Linked DNA regions of Homo sapiens: all the other regions are linked to region 1. Evidence: chromatin contacts called from ENCODE Hi-C or POLR2A ChIA-PET data. All regions are on one chromosome and are shown on one strand. Each heading gives the region's core, a stretch centred on a gene start or an enhancer-like site at or near the end of the contact. The rest is flanking DNA. Distances are from core to core; before and after follow the strand shown. Region 1 overlaps ANO6 (anoctamin 6). Region 2 has its middle 24 kb from the start of ANO6. Region 3 overlaps ANO6 (anoctamin 6).

Region 1 (4,191 bases), core at 1,154-3,653:
TCACAGAATTGGAAAAAACTACTTTAAAGTTCATATGGAACCAAAAAAAGGCCCACATTGCCAAGACAATCCTAAGCCAAAAGAACAAAGCTGGAGGCATCACGCTACCTGACTTCAAACTATACTACAAGCCTACAGTAACCAAAACAGCATGGTACTGGTACCAAAACAGAGATATAGACCAATGGAACAGAACAGAGGCCTCAGAAATAACACCACACATCTACAACCAACTGATCTTTGACAAACTTGACAAAAACAAGAAATGGGGAAAGGATTCCTTATTTAATAAATGGTGCTGGGAAAACTGGCTAGCCATATGTAGAAAACTGAAACTGGATCCCTTCCTTACACCTTATACAAAAATTAATTCAAGATGGATTAAAGACTTAAGTTAGACCTAAAACCATAAAATCCCTAGAAGAAAACCTAGGCAATACCATTCAGGACATAGGCATCAGCAAGGACTTCATGTCTAAAACACCAGAAGCAATGGCAACATAAGCCAAAATAGACAAATGGGATCTAATTCAACTAAAGAGCTTCTGCACAGTGAAAGAAACTACCATCAGAGTGAACAGGCAACCTACAGAATGGGAGAAAATTTTTGCAATCTGCCCATCTGACAAAGGGCTACTATCCAGAATCTACAAAGAATTCAAATTTACAAGAAAAAAACAAATGACACCATCAAAAAGTGGGTAAAGGATATGAACAGACACTTCTCAAAAGAAGACATTTATGCAGCCAACAGAAACATGAAAAAATGCTCATCATCCCCCGTCATCAGAGAAATGCAAATAAAAACCACAATGAGATACCAACCCACACCAGTTAGAATGGCGATCATTAAAAAGTCAGGGAACAACAGATGCTGGAGAGGATATGGAGAAATAGGAATACTTTTACACTGTTGGTGGGAGTGAAAATTAGTTCAACCATTGTGGAAGACAGTGTGGCAATTCCTCAAGGATCTAGAACTAGAAATACCATTTGACCCAGCCATCCCATTACTGGGTATATACCCAAAGGATTATAAATCATTCTACTATGAAGACACATGCACACGTATGTTTATTGCAGCACTATTCACAATAGCAAAGACTTGGAACCAACCCAAATGTCCATCAGTGGTAGACTGGATTAAGAAAATGTGGCACATATACACCGTGGAATACTATGCAACCATAAAAAAGGATGAGCTCATGTCCTTTGCAGGGACATGGATGAAGCTGGAAACCATCATTCTCAGCAAACTATCACAAGGACAGAAAACCAAACTCATGTTCTCATTTATAGTTGGGAATTGAACAATGAGAACACTTGGACACAGGGTGGGGAACAGCACACACCAGGGCCTATTAGAAGGTGGGGGGCTGCAGGAGGGATATCATCAGGAGAAATACTTTATGTAAATGATGAGTTGATAGGTGCAGCAAACCAACATGGTACATGTATACCTATGTAACAAACCTAAATGTTGTGCACATGTACCCTAGAACTTAAAAAAATAATAATAATAATTAACAACTGACAGTGGCACATACAGTAGCTCTACCATTAATTTGACAATAAACTCTACAGGTTACCTCTTCACAGAATTTATCACTTTTTGAAAATTAAAATTTGAGCCAGATGTCTTCTAAATTCTGTTATATCACAACAGGATTGGGGCTATTTTGCCTATGCATGCACCTGTAACTAATTTCCTTCTCCTGAGGCAGAGAGGACCCTTCTCCCCTTCATATGTAGCCTCTTTCACTTCCAAGGACAGTCAGCCTGATCCAGCCAGGATCCCGGAAGGGGCACTGGAGGCTGCCTGGAAGAACTTGCCCCAAGGGTGGATTAAATACCTGGGAACACACCCAGCTCACAGCTGGAGGAAGGCCACCTGGGATGAGGCAGTCACCCAGAAATGTAGAGACAGACAGGCATGCTAGTTCAGGAATGCCGTCAGTGTGAGGGAGGGAAGGAAAAAGCCAGGAGTAGTTCTCAACTTTTTGGACTCCTGGTACACTTCCAAATACTGGAATTTTTGACTAGGGGACTTTTCTTGAAGCTGTTTTTGCACAAGACTGAGAAAATATCCATTTTCCATACTGAAGAATGAGGAGAATGCTCAAGAGCCACAGGTGCTGGAGTTAAAAGGCGGCATACCACCAAGCCTCCTTGCTAGTTCTGCTCAGATGTCATGCCACTCAACTAGGTCATTCCTCAGCCCTGAGAAGCTGCTTTTGAATAGAATTGTTTACTGCCAGGCCTGGATTTCTATTATGCCCAGGAGGTGGTTTTCCCACATTGCAGTAAACATTTGATCTTTCTTACGTGCCAAGCTGAAGTTAAGCCTCCCATCTCTTATTGCAGGAAACTGTACCCCACTCTTATTCACAGCCCTACTTAGAACAGACAGCACAATATGACTAAGGAAGACTTGTGAAAATACAACAGTTTCATCACAATTTAGGGCTAAGATTTAAGATACCACCAGTATGACAGCTAAAGAAGGGAACAGAAAAGTACAGCTCCTGTCACTAAATCTGTAGGCACAGACAGGCCACAACCAGAGTCTGCTACAGGAAGGAGGAGAAGTAGCACCACATTGGAGAGGACTTTATTTCCAGGGCAAGAGGGTGATTAGGAAACACTGACAAGAGCAACACAGAATCCAAAGAACTAAAGAGACTGAGGTCCTAGGCATGTTTCTGAGATAGGAGTTTGAACAACTGAGGAGGAAAAGGACAAGCCAAATTATTAGAACTGAAAGGTTACTGCTGGACTGATAGTAAACACTGACAAGAGCAACACAGAATCCAAAGAACTAAAGAGACTGAGGTCCTAGGCATGTTTCTGAGAAAGGAGTCTGAACAACTGAGGAGGAAAAGGACAAGCCAAATTATTAGAACTGAAAGGTTACTGCTGGACTGATAGTAAATGCTGAATTGTCTCATCTTGCCTGCCTGGAGTCAGAATTGGTTCCAGAGACTGGAATGTAGCTGAGCTAGGAAGTGGGAATCAAAAGCCCAGGGGTGGGGGTGGGGGGTTCTGTCAAGGCTGGAATTCAGTGAGAGCCTAAAGCCTGTTTTAACTCAGGCAGGGAAGATGACTAAGAGTGGAAACCAGGCTCGAAAAATCATGAGTCATTCTTAAAAGAAACCAACATCAGTGTCAGTAACTTCCCTGGGAACTTGGAAAAGGGGCCTGAACAAATATTTTGGAATCTAATATCCTGCACCAACACTGAACTGCTCCTTCATTTGGATAGGTCACTCTAACTTTTCCGTTCTCAGAGCTCTTTCAGTTACCAAACGAGACTAACAATATCTGTTTGCAATATTTTTACCAGTAAAAAAAAATCAGTAGGAAAAAAGGTGACCTTCTGGAGAAATAAATTATTACACATGAACTCCTTATACATAGGGAGAGTCTGCAAACAGTTCCCTCCGAACCAGTGTCACACTCATCAGTAAACTCATCAGTGCAATAATCCTCAGAATGAATGTGCAGTTCAGTTTCACAATTACAGCAGGACAATTAAAATCTGAATTTCTGTAAAATGAGATAGGAGTGAATTTTCCTCACACATTCTCTTCCAACTTAAGAACACATTTGCTAATTTCCTATAATTGGCAAGGCATTATGTGAACTGCTTAAAGAGATTACAAAAATAACTAAGACCAAAAGCTACCTGACTTTAAAGTAAAAACAGAATTAGAAGGTTAAGGATTGTTAGTCTGCTACCTATAAGAAACGAATACTTCAAGATTTAATTCAAAATACATTTTCTAGATATTCTTATAGTTCCAATACACTAGATTACTACTGATATCTATAACACAGATGAATCCCCAGAAAGATTGTGCTAAGTGAAGCCAGGCACAAAAAACTACATTTTACATGATTTCTTTAGAACGAAGCTCAAGAATGGGCAAAATCAATTTATGGAGGAAGTCTTTAAGTGCTTGCAGGGACCATGTGGAGGAAGGTTGACATGAAAGGGGTACAAGGGTGCTGGAAATGTCCTCCATCTCTTGTTTTGGGTGGTGGCTATACAACTGTCATAACTTAAACAGTTAACAGTACATTTTACTATATGTAAAATATGCTTTTACAATGTTAACCAAAAATATCACTGGACTAAATAAGCAGTACTAGGAATAGAGGGTTCAGACAAGAGCACAGGCAAAAGATAAT
Region 2 (4,191 bases), core at 745-3,244, 43 kb after region 1:
ATCCCAGCACTTTGGCAGGCCAAAGCGGGTGGATCACCTGAGGTCGGGAGTTCGACACCAGCCTGACCAACATGGAGAAACCCCATCTCTACTAAAAATACAAAATTAGCCGAATGTGGTGGTGCATGCCTGTAATCCCAGCTACTCGGGAGGCTGAGGTAGGAGAATCTCTTGAACCCAGGAGGTGGCGGCTGCAGTGAGCTGAGATCATGCCATTGCATTCCATCCTGGGCAACAAGAGTGAAACTCTGTCTAAAAAAAAAAAAAAAAAAATACAAAAAAAAAAAACTGGATGTGAAAGGAAGAAGTCACATGGTTACTTCTTCACAAGGAATCTCTCTGACGTAAATCTGCATCCTTTCCCTCTTCTCTCCTGGCTGCACCTACCTGCACCTCCCTGCTACTCCTATGTCTCATACACAGAAAAAAGGCTTAGGATTTTTACCAAAGGTCTGGAAATTCCAGAAAAGGCTGCTAGCATCATAATATTTTTTCCCCTCTGTTCACTAAGTCAACAATTTAAACCCTGGTCCATCTCCAAATTCTCCCTCTTCTCAAATGCACCTTTGTTCCCTTTTTATTTTGAGAAGGTTTTTTTTTTTTTCTTTTTTTTAGACAGAGTCTTGCTCTGTCGCCAGGCTGTCATGCAGTGATGCGATCTCGGCTCACTGCAACGTCCACCTCCCGGGTTCAAGTGATTCTCCTGCCTCAGCCTCCCGTGTAGCTGCAACTACAGGCACATGCCACCACGCCCAGCTAATTTTTGTATTTTTAGTAGAGACGGGGTTTCACCATGTTGGCCAGGATGATCTCGATCTCTTGACCTCATGATCCACCTGCCTCGGCCTCCCAAAGTGCGGGGATTACAGGCGTGAGCTACCACACTCGACCTTTTTCTTTTTTTTCTATCAGGACCTAGTCCAGACCTCAGAATTCACAGGAAGTTCAGGTGAGGGAAGGCTGTATGGGGCAGAGGTCTTCCTCACCTATGTATTTTACCACCATTGGGGTAAATGTCGGGTGGCCTTGTTTTCCACATAGGTGTAAAGCATCCATGTGGAAAGGCAATCATGGCCCCAGGGAACCACCTTGGGTGGAAGGCAGATTCTGTCTTTCATGGCTACAGCTTCTCACAAAGGGGAGTCCATATACTTATACCCAGGATAGCAAACCTTCAGAGCCTCTTTCTTCCCCATATTCAGGGGCGGAAGAGAGGGCAGGAAGATAACTGACATGGTTTCTAAATGGCCACATTAAACAATATCCACCTTTGTGTATCAGGTTAGAAAAAAAGACTAATGAGTGGTAAGAGAAGAAAGTGGTTAAAAAGAAAGAATGAAGACAGAAAAAAAATTAAATGTCCTCATAGATGTCTCAGACCAAATACAGTATTTACAGGTAATACTTGTACAAACTTTCTAAACCTGGAAATACACACACTCAAACACATGGACACATGTAATATATAATACAAATAAATATCAATTTATTTTATTGGGGTCAGTGGGTCCCGAGAAGCAATATGGAAGGACGATCACTTATAGGTTTCCATTTTTCAAAGGCCAGCAAGCAGTCCAGGGATACCATAGAGACAGCATTTCTGAATCTAAACAGAGAAAAAGGCTATAAAGGGGCCATTGTTCTCACCTGGAACTTTTCATCCTTACCTGTTTTGTTTTTTTTTTTTAATTTAAAAATATCCCTGCAAAAGCATCTACCTTAAAACGGAATCAGCCAGTATCTTCATTATCAAACAGTTGTTAAAAACAATACACCTCTAAAAGTAGTAACTGTTTATAGAATGATAACGGGGAGGGAGGATACACTAGAGAGAAGAACCCTGCCCCCATCAGCATTTCCTCAAGCCCACTCTAACCAAACCATTTATAATTAACTCCTCATCCTGATAGGAGAACTAGTTCTGCTTATCCCCTCGCTGAAGAACAGTGACTTATCTTGCTGAGGATCAGTGACTCATCTATTGTTTTGGTAGTTAAGATGAAAGTGTAAAGGGCATTTCAAATCAGCTAGAGTAAGAACATGATAGCCATGCTGGTGGCTTCTCCTTTTATCTCTTCTGTGATATAAATACTACCCAAGGCTAAAGGGTGAATATTTGTTAATCTGGTCACTTAACAATGAGTCTTTAAAAAAAGTTGTTGAATTGTTTTTCCATAGGGATCCAAAAGGTCTAGTTATACATAAATAGGAGGAAAAAATGAGAGGAGATGCTTTTAAACAGTGTAGGCCCTCTAAGAAGCAAGGAATGGGAAGAATGTTCCCTGCTGTAGGGTTATGTATTTTACAGATTTGCTAAGCACTGAGTATACCCTCATATTATGTGCTAAGCAAATCTGTAAAATGAGAGAAAACATTCCAACTCAGCTTCCTCTTTTCAATTCTCTCCTCATACTTGTCTTAAAGTCTGCTCTAGAAAAAGAGTATCGGCCGGGCACGGTGGCTCACACCTGTAATCCCAGCACTTTGGGAGGCCAAGGTGGGTAGATCACCTGAGGTCAGGAGTTTGAGACCAGCCTGACCAACATGGTGAAACCCCGTCTCTACTAAAAATACAAAAACTAGCTGGGCATGGTGGCGGGCGCCTGTAATCCCAGTTACTCAGGAGGCTGAGGCAGAAGAATTGCTTGAACCCGGGAAGTGGAGGTTGCAGTGAGCCAAGATCACGCCATTGCACTCCAGTCTGGGTGACAAGATCAAGAGTGAAACTATGTCTCAAAAAAAAAAAAGAAAAGAAAAAGAAAAAAGAGTATCTACCTAGGTTGAAAATTAGAAGATCTCCAAATATGAACCTAGTAAGGGTAAACTTAGCTTAAGTCTTTACTATGCTACTTAGAAGCTGTGTCAACTTGGGCAAATTGCTTAACTTTTGTATGTCAATTTCCTTCTTTTGTGTGGGAAGAAGATACCTGATGGGGATAAAAATAGCTCACCCATTGTATATCAATGTTCTCCTCATGCAACAAATATTTACTTACTCTTACTGTGGGCTGTTCACTTGGGACATAGTGGTGAACAAGACACAGAACTCATCCTCAAGAAGCTTACAGTCTGATGAAAACTTTTATTTGAGTGCCTTACTACGTATGAGTCATGCATTTGCTAAGGACTTTCACATATGTGGCATCAATTAATCCTCACAATAGGAGTGTTATCACTCAGGATTTCTGGGCACTTACAACTTCCACTCTGATTGGCCTGTGGCTGAGTAGTTGTTCTTTCAATAAATATTTATTGAGGGCATACTATGTGCTGGGCACTGTGCTAGACATTGGAGATTTACTGGAGAATCTTGTTGGTGGATCAGCTGTATTCATTGGGCACCTCTCGTGTGAGGTTCTGGTTTTCTCATTTAGTCTTCAACATCGTGGATGTGTGGTAGAAATTATCCCCAGTTTACAGAAGAGGAAACTGAGATTCTGAGGGGTTAAACACAAAGGGCACATAGCAAGGATATTTTCAAGGTTATAGTCTGAACTGCTGTAATAAAGAGACTGCGAAATATAGTGGTTTCATTCATTAATGTTTATATTTCTGTCCCTCTTAACAGGCCACTGTGAGCATGCATTTCAGGTTGTTGGCGCAGCTCTGCTCCATGATGTCGATCTGAAACCCAGATTTTCCTTCTCTTGCCACTGTCATCTCCTGCATGGCCAAAGCTAGGTCACCATCATAGTCATGTTTCAGCCTATGGGAAGGGGGAAAGACAATATTCAAGGCAAGTAGCTTTGTCTCAAAGTAGATGCCCCCAAATTGTGGAAATCCTTTCAAATTACATCCTGCTAACCTGAACTTAGCTGCATGGCCCCATCTAGCTGCAAGCGAGGCTGGGAAATGTAGCTTATGGCTGAGTAGTGCTGTGCCCAGCTGAAACTTAGGAGATTCTACTAATTAGTAAACATAAGGTCACAATGAACACTAAAACAGTTAGTCTCTGGCATAGCTAGTAAGTGGTGAAGCAGGAATTTAAACTCAGATTTGCTTGAATCCAATGCCATGTCACTACCTCTTAGACAAAAGAGCTAGAGAACTCTGGTTCTGTTATCTGTCTGTCTGCAATGTAAAATAATGAATAAAAAAATTTCATTGGCATAGTTTAGGAACAAACAGTTGGAATTGTATGTCAAGTTCCCAAAAATGTGGGGGTGTTAAAATTTTTTTTTCTTATAGATG
Region 3 (4,191 bases), core at 1,173-3,672, 34 kb before region 1:
GTCCTTAAAATGTATATTTATAAAATAGCATCATTTACTTCAGACAACTTTTTGTTGTTAGGTAATGCCACAATACTCCCTTTTGTTATGCCATATACATTTGTATGTTATTCGAAGGTCCCTGGATGTTGTACATAGCTTGAGTAACATGTAAGGTCACTGAAATCTTGTTTTCATTATTTTGTCATCAAAATATCCTTGCCAAACATTTTTTGCTAAAACTCTCTCTCCTGGAAGGCAGGGTGGGAAGTCCTTCTTGCTTTTAAGATCCTGGCCCATAGTACAGTGAGCCATAGACAGGTAAGAAATAACTTTTGCAGCCGGGCATGGTGGCCCACACCTGTAATCCCCACACTTTGGGAGGCCGAGGTGGGTGGATCACTTGAGGTCAGGAGTTCAAGACCAGCCAGGTCAACATAGCAAAACCCTGTCTCTACTAAAAATACAAAAATTAGCTGGGTGTGGTGGCATGCACCTGTAATTCCAGCTACTTGGGAAGCAGAGGTTGCAGTGAGCTGAGATTGCACCACTGCACTCCAGCATGGGTGACGGAGTGAGACTGTCTCAAAAAAAAAATAACTTTTGCTTTCTGAAGTTCTTTTCTGAAGCATGCATATAGGAATGGATTATTTTCAGCAATCCATGTGGACTGAGGAATAAAAAGTTACAGAACTTCAATTCAACAAATATTATCTGAAACCCCACTACTGTTACAGAAATAACAGGAAAGACAGGCCTGTTCTCCCGGAACTGACAGTCGGAGGGGAAAAAGAAGGAAGGATGCTGTTCAAATACAAAGGAAGGGGATCTTACCCAGGCTGGATGGGAGGTGAGTATGAGGAGTCAGAAAAGGCCTCCTGGAGGCAGGAACATCACCTGAAGGATGAGGAGGCATCAATAAATACAACAGGCCAATATAAGGGATGGTGTTAGGCTGCAGACAGAGCAGGAGGCGGCATCAGACCTGCCTCTGTAACAACAAGGACCTGACCTCGTACAAGCCATTTGACCATTTTTGCTCTCATTTTCCTTATCTATAACATGGGATGGCTAAGATGTCAGTTAACCTTAACTCTTGCTGTGCATCAAAATCACCTGAGCACCTTCTAAAAAGAATGGCTCCTTCCTCTGAAAGGTCGTTTCAGGTGGTGGGACCTCAGTGCTTCTTTCATGAGCTCTCCAGATGATGCTAATCTGCAGCCAGGGCTGAGAACCACTGGATGAGATGAGCTCTCAGGACCCTGACATCTCAGGTCTGTGGTTCACTACCCCTGGTGCACAATAACATCTTCTGGGAGCTTTTAGAAATCCCAGTGGAGGCTGCATTCCAATAATTAAACCAGATCTCTGGAGGTGGCCTCAGGCATCAGTAATTTCAAAGTTCCCAGAATGATGCCAAGCTACAACCAAGGTTGACAACTACTGTTCTGGGCCCTCTTAATACTTCAGTTCCCTATTATGGTCAATGAAGGATGGGAAAATTAAAAAGAAAACTACATTGAATTAACAAGAAAACTAAATGCCAAAGGCCACCGAAGGATCTTAAACGGGACTGTACCACACATGGCTGTGTGCATCAACCAGTGGGAAATGCCCAATCCAAAATGCTCTCAGGTCTAAATTTAAGATTCAATGGAATACTTCTATAAAATGGCTCCACGGTGTGTTCTCTGCAATACTTAGTTAGAAATTGATTTGCATGGTTGACTGTAATATGAACATTACATTCCCTACCCCCGAGGTTACTTAAATCCACTTATTAGGCAATGGTGAACTAAACAAACAGTAATTAGAAACACTCCAGACTACCTTTTAAATCTGTTGCTAAATTATGTTTTTCCTGCACCAAAGCCCATACACACAGCATGTCCACAAGCATCACAAAACCAAAGCCTCAGAAATATTTACACTAATAAGGGCATAAGCTACCTCTGGGCCTTCACACTGGATTCTGCAGGGAAGTAAGGGCTGCCTTAGAAGAAGACTATTCATTACTGTTATTTCTCACATCTGGGTAAATAAAGCACTGCCCCCATGTGGTTAGAAATCCCAGGTGAAAATGAACTCTCCAGGGGTCTGGAAATGAAGAATACCTCTGATAGACTGTCTCATTTCCTGAAATGAGTCAGAAATGAAAGTAATTCCTCAGAAAAGAACATCTGCACTATGGCACAGCTTATAAAATAATGCCAGATGATACCTGTGGCTAAGAAGCTGGCCCCAGAGAAGAAGGGAGGGCCTGGGAACAGCACCAGAGCCTCTGCATTGCACTTAATCTCAAGGCTGCCGCTGTTAGCTTGGAGGGTCTGCAAATCCAATGAGCGGCCAGGCGTCCTGGTCTCCACCATAAATCTTGATTAGCAGTAAGACTGCTCACATTCCATTAGAGAGCTGGCCCCTTGCCAATGGGTGGAAGCAGCCAGAAAGGATGCATGTGCTGCCCTGAGCACGGAAATAGCAATTCTTACAAGAAAAATTGTTTTCCTTAGCTAAAAATAGTCTATGCCCGTTAATGATCCAGACAGACCTTTCTTCCTGGGGAGGACTATGACCTAATGTTGCCAAGGAAAGCCCTTTCCCTTCCTATTATTGCAGGAAGAAGAGGTATTGGCATGTGGTCAGGTACTGGAGGACAGGAAAGAATGAAATGCCTTTCACAACAACTCTTGTAAAGACCAATAAACAGGAAGGTGAAAAACAAAGATGGTTTTCACCAAGATCAGAGCCCAGTTATTCTTCTTAGGTAGCTCTTCATTATTTTTTTCATCCTGGTTAAGTATGTATGTATGTATTTTATTTATTTATTTATTTAATTTTTGAGACAGGGTCTCACTCTGTCACCCAGACTGGAATGCAGCGGTGCAATTTCAGCTCACTGCAACCTCCACCTACCAGGTCCAAGCAATTCTCCTGCCTCAGGCTCTCGAGTAGCTGGGATTACAGGCATGTACCACCACACCTGGCTAATTTTTGTATTTTTGTAGAGATGGGGTTTCACCATGTTGGCCAGGCTGGTCTTGGAATCCTAACCTCAAGTGATCTGCCTGCCTTGGCTTCCCAAAGTGCTGGGATTACAGGCATGAGCCACTGTGCCCAGACCTGGGTTTGTAAAAGGAATCCAGCACTACTGTTTGTAATGGAGTAGTGGGGGAACTGGAAACAATCTACACGCCTGTTAATAGGTGATTAGGTAAATTATAGTACATACACAATGGAATACTATGTAGTTATTTAAAAGCCTAATCTGTGTGCAGATATAGAGATATCTGTACTCTCTCTGACACACTAATACATTAAAAAATGCACCTGGCCTTTTTAAACATTTGTGTAAATGATTTTAAAGAAGTTTCCTAAAATAGGAGAGGGTTGGGAGAGAGAGTTATTTTTCTTTTATACCCTTCAATACAGTTTTGACTTATCTTTTCATATACCTGTACCCTTCCCCTTTTAATAATAGGCACTAAATAAGTGGAGGGCTATTTCCGGTTTCTTCTTTATGCTAGCCTCTTCATACATAATTTACAACAAGTAAGTGCTATTTTTTTTGAGATGGGAGTCTTGCTCTGTTGCCCAGACTGGAGCACACTGGCATGTTCTCAGCTCACTGTAACCTCCACCTCCCTGGTTCAAGCGATTCTCCTGCCTCAGCCTCCCGAGTAGCTGGGATTACAGGTGCCCGCCACCATGCCTGGCTAATTTTTATATTTTTAGTAGAGACGGGGTTTCACCACACTGGCCAGGCTGGTCTCAAACTCCTGACCCTCAAGTGATCCACCCGCCTCGGCCTCCCAAAGTGCTGGGATTATAGGCGTGAGCCACCATGCCTGGCTAGTAAGTGCTATTTTAAATAGATGTTATGGAATCATAACTCCCCAAAAATCAGATGTGGAAGCCCTAACCCAAAGTACCTCAAAATGTGACTGGATTTGGAAAAGACAGGGTCTTTAAAGAGGTGATTAAGTTGAAAATGAGAGTGTGAGAGTGTGCCCTAATCCAATCAGACTGGTGTCCTTAAAAGAGGAAGAAATTTGGACACAGAAAGATACCAGAGTGCATGCCCACAGAGGAAAGACCATGTGAGGGCACAGAAAAGGTGGTCGTTAGCAAGCCTCAGGAGAAACCAAATGTATTGACACCTTGACCTTGGACTTCCTAGCCTCCAGAACTGTGAGAAAATAAGTGTCTGTTGTT

Evidence for each region. A loop is a pair of places that touch in the nucleus more often than their neighbours do. ChIA-PET counts read pairs that join two places held with the same protein, here RNA polymerase II (POLR2A). Pooled maps may share reads with other maps.
Region 2: a map of endothelial cell of umbilical vein shows a loop between it and region 1 (3-fold over the local background). The contact joins two enhancer-like sites. A Hi-C loop is called at or near these places in 3 of 168 maps with a recorded cell type or tissue (Caco-2, PC-3 and endothelial cell of umbilical vein), 1 of 37 single-sample maps with no recorded cell type and 10 of 50 pooled maps. POLR2A ChIA-PET finds 5 or more read pairs at or near these places in 6 of 52 experiments (AG04450, H1, RWPE1 and 3 more).
Region 3: a map of endothelial cell of umbilical vein shows a loop between it and region 1 (8-fold over the local background). The contact joins two enhancer-like sites. A Hi-C loop is called at or near these places in 20 of 168 maps with a recorded cell type or tissue (Caco-2, Calu3, HepG2 and 13 more) and 17 of 50 pooled maps. POLR2A ChIA-PET finds 5 or more read pairs at or near these places in 11 of 52 experiments (BJ, Caco-2, GM12878 and 8 more).

Annotation. Positions count from the first base shown.
Region 1 is chr12:45,233,568-45,237,758 of GRCh38, reverse strand. The region is part of intron 1 of ANO6 (anoctamin 6); the gene reads right to left. Among named protein-coding and RNA genes, the nearest start is that of ANO6, 20 kb to the right of the region's middle. Within about 2 kb of position 2,403, at least 27 of the 41 ENCODE cell types and tissues checked have a DNase peak (open chromatin) inside an H3K27ac peak, as active enhancers do; they include PC-3, PC-9, ascending aorta and 4 more, where a contact is called at or near this core.
Region 2 is chr12:45,190,339-45,194,529 of GRCh38, reverse strand. It overlaps the pseudogene PLEKHA8P1. Among named protein-coding and RNA genes, the nearest start is that of ANO6, 24 kb to the left of the region's middle. Within about 2 kb of position 1,994, at least 3 of the 41 ENCODE cell types and tissues checked have a DNase peak (open chromatin) inside an H3K27ac peak, as active enhancers do.
Region 3 is chr12:45,267,147-45,271,337 of GRCh38, reverse strand. All of the region lies in intron 1 of ANO6 (anoctamin 6), which reads right to left. Among named protein-coding and RNA genes, the nearest start is that of ANO6, 53 kb to the right of the region's middle. Within about 2 kb of position 2,422, at least 26 of the 41 ENCODE cell types and tissues checked have a DNase peak (open chromatin) inside an H3K27ac peak, as active enhancers do; they include PC-3, PC-9, ascending aorta and 4 more, where a contact is called at or near this core.